Linked DNA regions of Homo sapiens: region 1 is linked to region 2. The links are chromatin contacts, found by Hi-C or POLR2A ChIA-PET in ENCODE. All regions are on one chromosome and are shown on one strand. The core of a region is the stretch at or near the end of the contact, and the rest is flanking DNA. Distances in the headings are between cores, read along the strand shown. Region 1 has its middle 17 kb from the start of IRGC. Region 2 holds the start of ZNF226 (zinc finger protein 226).

Region 1 (5,613 bases), core at 247-2,746, 460 kb after region 2:
TCCACACCACAAACCCAGGTCTGTTTGAGTCTAAAGATCTTTTATTTTTTTTCAATTTTTTTATTTTAATTTTTTTTTTTTTCCTGAGACGGAGTCTCACTTTGTCGCCCAGGCTGGAGTGCAGTGGCGCGATCTTGGCTCACTGCAAGCTCCACCTCCCAGGTTCACGCCATTCTCCTGCCTCAGCCTCCCGAGTAGCTGGGACTACAGGTGCCCACCACCACGCCTGGCTAATATTTTTTTTTTTTTGTATTTTTAGTAGAGACGGGGTTTCACCATGTTAGCCAGGATGGTCTTGATCTCCTGACCAGCTGGGACTACAGCTATACCTGTAGTCCACCACCATGCTAGGCTAACTTTTCAATGTTTTGTAGAGATGGGATCTTGCTATATTGCCCAGGCTGGTCTTGAACTCCTGGCCTCAAGCAATCCTCCTACCTCAGCCTCCCAAAATCACACTGTGATTACAGGCATGAACCACTGCGTCTGACCCACATTAACTGTTTCTTACTGCATCTGCCTTGGAGCCTTTGCCTTTCCAGTTCCCTCTGCCTGGAATGTCCTCCTCCCCCACCTCAGACAACTGCATGGCCTTCTCCCTTGCCCCACGTAGGTCTTTACTTCCTCAATTAGGTCTTTACTTACGTCACCTTACTGAGGCTCTTACTCACCATGTATAAGATCATATCTCTTTGGCAGCGTTCCCCATTCTCCTTCCCCGCACTGTTTCCTTCCTAGTACTCACTGATATGTGATGTACGATATGTGATATTTATTTATTATGTGTCTCCTCCACTAAAATACCACTTCCATAAGAGCACAGAATTTTGTCTGTATCGCCAGTGTCTCATTTACAAAAGAATACATAGCTTGTGACTGATAAAGATTTGTTAGATGAATGTTAAATGAATTGTTTCTATTCTTTCGGTTGGGCTTTCTGTTACTTTCAGTTTTTGTTTTTGAGACGGAGTCTCGCTTTGTTGCCCAGGCTGGAGTGCAGTGACGCAATCTCAGCTCACTGCAACCTCCGCCTCCCAGGTTCAAGTGATTCTCCTGCCTCAGCTTCCTGAGTGACTGGGAACACAGGCACTCGCCACCATGCCCGGCTAAGTTTTTGTATTTTTAGTAGAGACGGGTTTCGTCCTATTGGCCAGGCTGGTCTCAAACTCCTGACCTCAAGTAATCTGCCGGCCTCGGCCTCCCAAAGTGCTGGGATTACAGGCGGGAGCCACTGCGCCTGGCGGGGGCGGTCTCTTTCAAGCCCCCTAGAGCCACGCCGCCTAATCTGTCTGGTGCATGGCCTGGAGTGATTTCTTAGGTAGCCCTCCCTCCCACTGTCATAGCCCCCAGGCACTGGGATTACAGGCGTGAACCACTGCGCTCAGCCACTTTCAGCAGAAAGCAAATGGTTCCTGGCATTCTGCCTGTGGTGAGCAACCCAGTTTCACTTCTCCGCTCAATCCTCTGAGTTCAGTTCCAGATGCAGCATTTGGTCTTATGCCCACCCTGGCCAGACACTGTTGTCGGTTTGTCCCCTCCAGGTTCACCAGTTGAAGTAACTTAACCTCCCCTGGCCTCAGAGGAGAGAGGACCACATCAGGGCCCTCTTTGAGGCTAAAACTTCAGAAAAAGGAAACTCAAACCACTTGGCATTGTGAGATGTGATTCATTCAGATCTGGTTACAGCTGGGAGATTGGGCCCACACAGAAGAGGGGCTCCTCACCCCACCCATGCCCCCTGCCCCGTCTTGGCCCATGGTGGGGGTGGAGGAGGCTGCTCTGAAAACCTTGGAAGAGGGTGTATCGGATCCTCAAGCCCCGCCTTGGCTGCCCAGGATTTTGCTAGACCCCAAACAGGGAGAACAAAAGAGAAGTTGCTTGTCAATGTGTGGGAGAAGAGACACATCCCTGGTGTCTGGGAGCAGCCGGATATTGGGTATCCCCTCGTTTGAAGAAGGAGGCTTAGTAACTTGAGGAAGAAGAACAGCCCTCTTCTGAGGGAGGAGGTTTGGCCTTGGGGAAGGTGCTAATCTGAGGGGGGAGGTATAGCGCCCCGCCCCAACTTAGTTGAGCAGACGCCTGATCTCAGCAGCAGGTGAGTGGCCTTAGTCTGAGCGGGGAAGACACACCCTAGGCTGATGGAGGCATGGCCTTTGGGACCCTGGTGTGAGGAAAGAGGACTTAGCCTTGAGTAAGCCCTGAGTCTGGAGCAGAAGGTCTGGCTTTGGGAAACGCTAGTCTGAGGGAGGAAGCTCATCCCTGCTTCCTGAGTTTCTCACCAGAGGCTTCCAGGTCTCCGCATTGCCCCAGCAGAGGGGAGCCAGGGCACCATCTAGCGACGTGCCGAACAAGCAGGTGGAGGGGGCCTCCCGGGCGGCGGGGTGGTCCAGGCGGGATTCCTTAGCACAGCGTCGCGGTTGCCAGGACTACCACCAGAACCGGGAGGGAGAGGCGGAGGCCGGGCGCGGCGCCCGAGCGGCAGTGGGACTCTAGGACGGCGCGGCGGTGGGGGCTGCAGTGGCTCGACAGCCAGTGTCTTGGGAGCACAGAGAGCCCGTGGGTCCAGTCCAGGGCGCTGCACAGGTCTCGGGAGCCGCAGCCGCGTACGTTCACGTTCCGGCCGCCTGCCGAGACGGAGACAGGGTGCAAGGAGGGGACGTGGGGGCGCGCGCAGGCAGAAGGCCACCCCCGCGCGCACCCAAGCGCACACGCGCGCGCCTTGCACACGCACAGGGCCCGCGAGCCCCTCGAGTCCATGTCCTTCGTGAAAGCTCATCAGGAATGTTCTTTTCTTTGAGCTGGGAGCTGGTCACGGCTGTCTCTCTCTCGTTGTCACTCTTTCTACCTTACACGTATGTTACAGGTGTGTTTTCACTCGTGTGCAATGTTTGTTTCCTTTTTTAAAAACTTTTTTTAAAAAAATGAGACAGAGTCTCGCTCTGTCACCCAGGCTGGAGTGCAGTGGCACAATCACAGCTCACTGCAGCCTCGACCTCCTGGGCTCTGGTGATCCTCCCACCCCAGCCTCCTGAGTAGCTGCGACTGCAGGCCGTAGCACCAGGCCCAGCTAATTATTTTGAAAATTTTTTGTAGAGATAGGGTCTGCCTCTGTTGCCCAGGCTGGTCTCAAACTTCCAGGCTCAAGCGATCCTGGCCTCCTAGAGAGCTGGGATTACAGGTGTGAGCTACCACACCTGGCCCAGAAAATTTTAAATTACACACGTGTCTTACATTACATTTCTTTCAGAAAGCACTGATATAGTTTAGTGGATTATCTTATTCAATTCTCACAACAGTCTTAGGACTTAGCGACTGTTGTTATTCCCGTTTTGTTGTTGTTTTTTCTTTTTTTTTTTTTGAGACGAGGTTATGAAACTTGTCCAAGACTACACTGCAGATAAATTGTGAATCCACACCACAAACCCAGGTCTGTTTGAGTCCAAAGATCTTTTATTTTTTTCAGTTTTTTAATTTTATTTATTTTTTTTTTCTGAGACGGGATCTCGCTTTGTCGCCCAGGCTGGAGTGCAGTGGCGCCATCTCGGCTCACTGCAAGCTCCGCCTCCCGGGTTCACGCCATTCTCCTTCCTCAGCCTCCTGAGTAGCTGGGGCTACAGGCACCTGCCACCACGCCCGGCCAATTTTTTGTATTTTTAGTAGAGATGGGGTTTCACCATGTTAGCCAGGATGGTCTCGATCTCCTGACCTCGTGATCCGCCCGCCTTGGCCTCCCAAAGTGCTGGGATTACAGGTGTGAGCCACCACGTCCGGCCCTCCCCTGTTTTTTAAAGAACTTGTTGCATACCAAGTTATCCCCTTTTACAGATGGAGAAATTGAGGCACAGAGAGGCAAAGTCACCTGGTCAAGGTCACCCAGCTCAGGTGGTGGATTCAGCATTTGAACCCAGGCAGCCTGGCCCTAGAGTCCTGTTCTTATGCCCTTTACTCTGTCACCTCCCTCATGAGTTCACTTTGTCCTCACAACGCCCTTCAAGGTGTGTGTCTACCATCCCCAATTACCAGAAGAGAAAACAGAGGCTCAAAGAGATAAAGTCACTTGCCTTGAGCTACACAGAGTAAAGGGTGGAGGGGAGACTCCAAACTCAAGCACACCAGTATCCAAATCTAACGTGCTAAGGCTCACTCGTGCACACACACATGTGCACACACACACACATGCTGTCCCCATTACCTTCTTCACACACACACACACACACACACATGTGCTGTCCCCATTACCTTCTTCAGACGTTAGGTCCAGCTGGACACACTCAGATTCCCCACTGGGACACTGCATGTAGAAGGAGGAATTGCAGGGCTCCAAGTAGCTCCCAGGACATGTAGGACACAATATCTCACTCAGGGTGTGTGAGGCCAGATGAGCTGCTGTGTAGAAGAGGATGAAGGTCAGTCAGAAGGAATCTCAGGACCTCCCGGGGCCCCGAGTGCACTCCTAGGCTCTACCACATTGTCACGAACTTAATATTGTCATGACCTTGGTGGGATTTCCTCCCAAGCTGGGATCAGGGTGCCTGAGGGCAGCCTGGTTGGGGTTGAGTGATGTTCCTTCCTGCATTCCTTCCTCAACTCTGCCTCCAGAGTCACCCACCACCTCCTTGGCCACCCATCTGACTGCTTTCTGGTGACAGCATACCGAGAGGGGTGGGCTCCTGGTAGTTGCCTTGGCAACAGGTGGTGTTGACGCAGAAGCCAAAGCCAACACCATAGGTCAGGGCATAGATGGAGTTGCCAAATTTGCAGTCCTTGGAGGTCACGCAGAAACCGTTTCTCCAGGAGACAGGGTTACCTTCGCCAAAGCCTGGAGAGAGATGGAGGCCAGGCTAGTGAGGAAAGGCAATCACAACCCACCACCCAACCGAACTCCCCAAATCTCTCTGAGTATTTCCCTGATGGCATTCACTCTGCCTGAGATCTCCCCATAATACATCCAAAGCTGGTCATTGTTCATTAAGACACATTAAGTTCAGGCTTGGGGCAATTGTTCATGCCTGTAATCCCAGCACTTTGGGACAGGAGGATCACTTGAGCCCAGGAGTTCAAGACCAGCCTGGCCAATATAGTGGGACCCCCCGCCTCTACAAAAAATAAAATAAAATTAGCCAGGCATAGTGATGCAGTCCCACCTACTTGGGAGGGTCGCTTGAGCCCAGGAGGTCAAGGCTGCAGTGATCCAAGGTTGTGCCACTGCACTCCACCCTGGGTGACAGAGTGAGACCTTGTCTCAAAACAACAACAACAGTTAAAAATCACATAGTTCAGAAAGCCTTCCATGATCCCCTGCCTTCTCTCCTTAGGGTTTCAATTAATAGGGTGGCTCTGTATCTGTGAGGTCTCCCCACCCTGTCTATGAGCACCTCATGGACTTAGTAAGAAACTTCTCTAAGATCCCAGAAATGTCCAGAACTGGAGCCTGGAACACTATCTTTACTATGTCTCTTTATGCTGTAAAAAGATAGCAAAGAGCCGGTTTCAAGTTCAACTCCTCTTCCCGTTTACAGAAGAGTCCACTTTTCCTTCTATGGGGAGAGAGTGACAGGAGCCTTAAGTGGGGCTGCCTGCCCAGAGTGTTGTAGTAGATACCAAGATGGCCAC
Region 2 (6,117 bases), core at 2,118-4,617:
CTGGAAACTCATCTGGGGGAAGAAATTACTTTCAAAGTCTTTAATGGGAAAATGGAGTAAGTTTAAATACAAACTGTGGGTTAGATAACAGTAAGTTATCAATGTAACTAATTTCATTTTCATCACTATCTCTAGCTTGCTCTCAAATACTTCAGCAAAAAGACAAAAACAAAATATAAGTATGACAAAGTTGTGAAAGCAAAAAGACAAAAAAAAAAACAAAACAAAAAACTACTTTGACAACAGCAGCAACAACCAGAACCTGGTGTTTCCAATTTATCAACAAGAATGAGACAGGTCTACTCAGTGATCATGGTGAAAAAGAAAAAAACAAAACAGCTTGTAACACAGAGAGAAATACATCCTACATTGATAAAAATAGCCAAATAATTGCCTCTTCCATCTAACATGACCACTTTGTTATCAGTGACAACTCCAGTCTTGTTATTTCCCCACCTCCAACATAAAAATTACAATAGTCTGATCAAATTACTACTGCTTCTTCACAGCATCCAATCCAGAACAAACCCATTGCCTAAAACTCTCCCCAACTCATCTAACATAAACCAAAACCCTATAACCAGGGTCCTCCTAATTGCCTCTTACCAAGACACCCCATGCATGTGTGGGCTCCTTGGATGCAGCAAGCTAAAACAAACAATTGTTGTTGGTTACAGGTATGTTCCTGGTGATGGCTGATGGTCATCAACAGAGCACACAGGGAAAACATAACATAACAAACAAACGTAACAACTGGTGAATCTGGGTGTAGAGTATATGAGATTTCCTTACGTTATCATTTTTGCAGCTTTTCTACAAGTTTGAAATTATATTTTTAAAAAAAGTTGGCTGGGCACGGTGGCTCATGCCCATAATCCCAACACTTTGGGAGGCCGAGGTGGGTGGATCACCTGAGGTCAGGAGTTCGAGACCAGCCTGGCAAACATGGTGGAACCCCATCGCTACTAAAAATACAAAAAAATTAGCCGGTGTGGTGGCGGGTGCCTGTAATCTCAGATGTTTGGGAGGTTGAGGCAGGAGAATCTTTTGAACCTGGGAGGCGGAGGTTGCAGTGAGCCGAGATCACGCCATTGCACTCCAGCCTGGGCAACAAAAGTGAAACTCTGCCTCAAAAAAAAAAAAAAAAAAAAAGTTAAAGAAATTAGGAAAGTCATTAATCAGAATAATAACGATGACGAGATGATGACAACTATGGCAATAATATCTAACGTTAATTAACAATAAATAGGTAGCTGATCTTCCCACTTCAGGCAGAAGGCCTCCAGTACAAAAGATGGGAAGGAATCTACTCCCCAAAGCCTGGGAGAAATAGATCTTCAGGACTCTGAGTTTCTCCATTTTGACTCTAGACTTGACAGCTGCCTTCTACTCATGTCATGGTTTTTGCAAAGAAACTTGACAGTTAATATTTAGTGGGAAAGAAAAATCACTGGACTGAGTAGGGTTCTAGTATGGCCAGCTCAGTTTTATCTGTGACATCTGGCAGGGTCAGTTTTCTAGTCCTGAGTTTCCAGATAAGACCTTTTCCTGAGCTTCTCAAACTTTAACATGCATCTCGCTCACCTTGGGATCTTGTTGAAATGCAGATTTCTGGGTCCTATCTGCAAAAATGCTAAATCAGAAGGCCTTCGGTAGGGCTCAAGAATGAGCCTTTCTACCTGGGTGATGCCAATGTTGCTGCTTTGTGAACCACAGTTTGAGTAGTGTTGCACTGTACTCAGTCCCTCTCCCAAAACAGCCCCTAATAAACAGAAATATATACAAGAAAAACTTGACAGAAAGGCACTAAACTATAGTTGTTATCTTTATACCCTAAGGTCATGGGGAATTTACATTTTTTAAATGTATTTCTGTGTTTTCCATGATTATGTGTTACCTCTATATTATTTGAAACAAATAAAACTAATAATTGAGAAAACTATTTTTAAAAACTCTTTTCTTTTTTTGAGACAGAGTCTTGCTCAGTTGCCGAGGCTGGAGTGCACCGGTGTGATCTCAGCTTACTGCAGCCTCGCCTCCTGGGTTCAAGCGATTCTCCTGCCCCAGCTTCCCAAACTCCTGGGATTACAGGTGTTGGCCACCACGCCTGGCTAATTTTTGTATTTTTAGTAGAGATGGGGTTTCGCCATGTTGGCCAGACTGGTCTCAAACTCCTGGCCTCAAGTGATCTGCCCGCCTCAGACTCCCAAAGTGCTGGGATTACAGGCGTCAGCCACTGTGCCCAGCCACTATTTTTTAAAAGTCATAGAATAGCCCAGACCTTGAGCAAAGTCCCCACAGTGAAGTCCCAACCTATTTTCACATGATACTAGCCAGCTGCCTATGGCTCATGCAGAACATACCAAAGAAGACTCAGGTCTAGACTCAGACTGCCTCGGTTTCAATGCTAGCTCTGCCTCCTACTAGCTAGGTGGCTATGAGCAAACAAGTTATGTTCTTATGTCTCAGTCTCCTCGGAAAAAGAGTATCACTTCACAGAGCCACTGTATAGTGGAAAGGTGTTCATTTGTATAAACCCCTTAGAATGGAACTTAGCAACTAACGCTAAATTATAATCACTTCTCATGCCCAAATACATGACCCCACACATTCTCTGATTTATGTGAATAAAACAAGAATAACAACAAGTCTTACTCACATGGGGTTCTGCTGCCTCCTCCTCTGTGCAGTGCTTTTTGAGAAGTCAGGGCTGGGGAAGAAAAACAGGCTATGAAGTAACCAGGATTGTGTCTTCATCCCGGATACATCACAGTGGCATCTCCCAGGACCAGTTAGAAGCAACCCTCTCCTTCCTCAAAAGAGGTCAGGGACAATCCAGCTTCATGGACTCACAGAATTTCGCCACAGAACGGGAGTTTCTAGGAAAATTACAGTAGTATTGGTAATTCACGTGCCAGGCAGTTTTACACTTTTTGTATTACCTCGTTTTCTCTCAAAACATTCTATTAGGAAGTTTTTGCTTTTATTTTCCTTCAGAACAGCAAACGAAGGCACGGGGATTAACTAACTCGCTCAATGTGATACTGTATGAAGTGGTAGGGCTGGCTCATTAGGTGGGGGAGTCACAATGAGGGAGCGAACAGCCCGAGAGACCTTCAAACCCGACGAAGCATCACCCCAGCCGCCCGAAGCCAGTACGCCCCCAATTCTAACAAGCTCCGCCCAGGGAAACGCAAAACAGCATCCTGGCCCCTCAAACCTCCGCTCTTAGCCGCTACTCCTTTTTTTCCCCAAACAAAAGACCGCTAGCTGCTGACCACAAGTGCATTTCGGGGAAGTTTGAAAGGTTCCTGAGAAGCTGACCTGAATCACCAAAGCCAGGGAAAAGATGGCTGCTACGTCGTCTTCCTGGGCGGAAGTGCCTGCGAGTATCAGGAGGACCTGGACTACGCTTCCCAGAATTCCACAGCACTGCCTTCCTCGAGCCGGAAGTGCCTACAACTACCTAGAACGATTGGACCTACAGTTCCCAGGATTCCGCAGGGGAAACATTTACAGCCTTACTGCAGCTGAGCTATGCGCGACTACACGGAACTCCGGACTACATATCACAGAATGCTGGAGTTGGGGGAAAAACAGAACAGTACCGCCCTCCTGGACTACACTTCCGGAATGTCCAAGCCTTCTGATGTGGAAGTGTCCAACTACCTTGAGCTCCTGGTTTTCATTTCCCAGAATCCCTCACTTCTCTTTAGGTATTATTATGGTCTGAGTGTTTATGGCCCCCACCAAATTCGTATGTTTAAATCCTAACTCCCAAGAAGATATTAGGAGGTGGAACCTATGGGACGTGATCAGATCAAGAGGGCAATGCCCTCATGAATAGGATTAATGCTCTCTTATAAGTGGCCTGAGGGAGCTCCTTTGCCTCTTTAGTTATGTGAGGACACAGCCAGAAGGACCATGTATGACTTAGAAAGCGGGACCTCACCAGACACTGAATCTGCTGGCACCCGATCTGGGGCTTATGTGCCAGCAATTTCACTCCTAAGTAAATACCCAGGAGAACTGAAAGATATCCACACAAAAACTTGTTCTAAAAAAGTTCATAGCAGCATTAGTCATAATAGTCAAAAAGTGGAGAAGACCCAATGTCCATCAGCTGATGAGTGGATAAACAAAATGTGGTCTAGCCATATAATGCAATATTATTTAGTAATGTGAATGAACAAAATATTGATTCATGTTATAACATAGATGAACTCTGAAGACATTATGTCCAATGAAAGAAGCCAGACACAAGATACCATATATGGTATGATTCCATTTATATCAAATGTGCAGAATAGGCAAGTCCATAGAGACAGAAAGTAAATTAGTTGTCTCCAAGGCTGGGGAGATGTAGTTGGGAATGGGGAGTGACTGTCAATATGTAGGGTTTTTTTTTTCTTACTTTTTTAGAGACAGCGTCTTGTTATGTTTCCCAGAATGGAGTACAGTGGCTATTCACAGGCATGATCATAGCACACTGCAGCCTTAAATTCTTGGGCTCAAGTGATCCTCCCGCCTCAGCCCCCTGGGTAGTTGAGACTACAGGCATGCACCACCACACCCAGCTCATGTAGGGGATTTCTTTTGGGAGCAGATGAAAGAGTTCTAGGATTAGATAGTGGTAATCATTACATAATATTGTGGATCTTTTCAAAGATAGAAAAATGTTATGTGACAATATCCCCTAAAGCGTTAAAATGTAGCTAAACTCAAAGCTAAGACAGGGAAATCCCAACGGCCAAAGATGAACAGGCAAGTTAGGCCCACAGATGAAAAAACTGAATGATCCCACAAGGGCTGGGCATACTAGGTAAGAGCTAAGGAATTAATCTTGTGTGTGAATGGGAGTTAGAGTAGCCATGCATTTTGGGAGACATGAACTATACAATATTACAAATGAAACAGTTCTCTCCTCTTGACTGTGAACAAACAACAACCAACCAAAAACAAAGCCAGATAGCTCCCAGCTTCTACAGCTGTCTTGTGACTAACCTGAAAACTCTGGTCATGAGGAGGGTAGATGTAGACTGTACCTACAGTCTTATCAGTTATGGGGCAGAGGGGCAAGAAATTATTTGGTTTAGTCTACTGGTTTTGGTTACAAATTACCTTGAAGGAAGATGACCTAATGTGGTATCTGGTGATACAAAGAAAGAAAAAGAAAGAAAAGAATATAGGTACTGGATTTCTGAAGCCCTTTGTTCAGAAAAGAGTTAACATAGGCCTGAGACTGTTGTACTTAAAAGGCCTGCTTGCAACATGCTATAGTTTGATGGTGTTCCCTTGTTAAAACTTAATCCCTTCTTGCTTTTTCATCACTTCCACCATATGAGGACATAGCATCTGTCTCCTCCAGAGGATGCAGCAACTGGATGCCATATTGGAAGCAGACAGCAGCAGCCCTCACCAGATGTTAAACCTGCCAGCATCTTGACCTTGGACTTCCCAGCCTCAAGCACTATGACAGATAAATTTATATTGTTTATAAATTACCTAATCTGTGGTATTCTGTTATAGCAGCGCAAGATATAAGGTTAGCCCTTGACTGGTATCTGGGAACTTGAATTTCAGGAGGATTTCCACAATTCTCTGATGAGAGTGGCTCACCATGCCCCGGCTATTTGTATAATGTGATTTATGCTGAATTCCTTCTGGGAATCTAGAATTTTGGCCCAAGCTGGCCTATGTGACCAGTTCCAAAACAAAACACAACGTAGTGCCTAGGGCACTAAGTCTCCATTGAGCTTACTGGGTAGACATTTCACATGTTTCAATGCTGAAAAAACAGTACATCATGAATGATTCTACAGGGAGTGGATTATTGGAAGCCTGTACCTGATTTCTTCTGGACTTCATCCCATGCACATTTTCCCTTTGCTCAACTGACTTGGTATCTTTTACTACAATAAATCATAGTGACTATGATAACATAGGGTGTCTTGAGTCCTCCTAGTGAATTACAAGAATGTGAAGGTGGTATTATCAATCCCCAGCATACCATGCACATTGAGGTAGCATGGACCTTAATGAGTAGCAAGCATCCAGTGAAGGTATACTGAAGAAAATCAATAGTGGAAAAAAGTCTCCCCAGTTAGATATAATTTA

Evidence for each region. A loop is a pair of places that touch in the nucleus more often than their neighbours do. ChIA-PET counts read pairs that join two places held with the same protein, here RNA polymerase II (POLR2A). Pooled maps may share reads with other maps.
Region 1: a loop to region 2 is called in a pooled map, with 5 times the contacts of the local background. The contact joins the enhancer-like site here to the promoter of ZNF226 in region 2. A Hi-C loop is called at or near these places in 2 of 50 pooled maps. POLR2A ChIA-PET finds 5 or more read pairs at or near these places in 2 of 52 experiments (H1 and activated B cell).

What each region holds. Positions count from the first base shown.
Region 1 is chr19:43,696,559-43,702,171 of GRCh38, reverse strand. It overlaps the pseudogene LOC105372412. Among named protein-coding and RNA genes, the nearest start is that of IRGC, 17 kb to the left of the region's middle. RefSeq lists enhancers at 610-669, 760-809, 820-869, 1,228-1,728. Within about 2 kb of position 1,496, at least 35 of the 41 ENCODE cell types and tissues checked have a DNase peak (open chromatin) inside an H3K27ac peak, as active enhancers do.
Region 2 is chr19:44,162,350-44,168,466 of GRCh38, reverse strand. It overlaps ZNF226 (zinc finger protein 226), which reads right to left and starts at 3,367. Exons shown (of 6, transcript NM_001032373.2): 1 at 3,325-3,367; 2 at 2,660-2,710. RefSeq lists enhancers at 3,346-3,465, 3,526-3,675.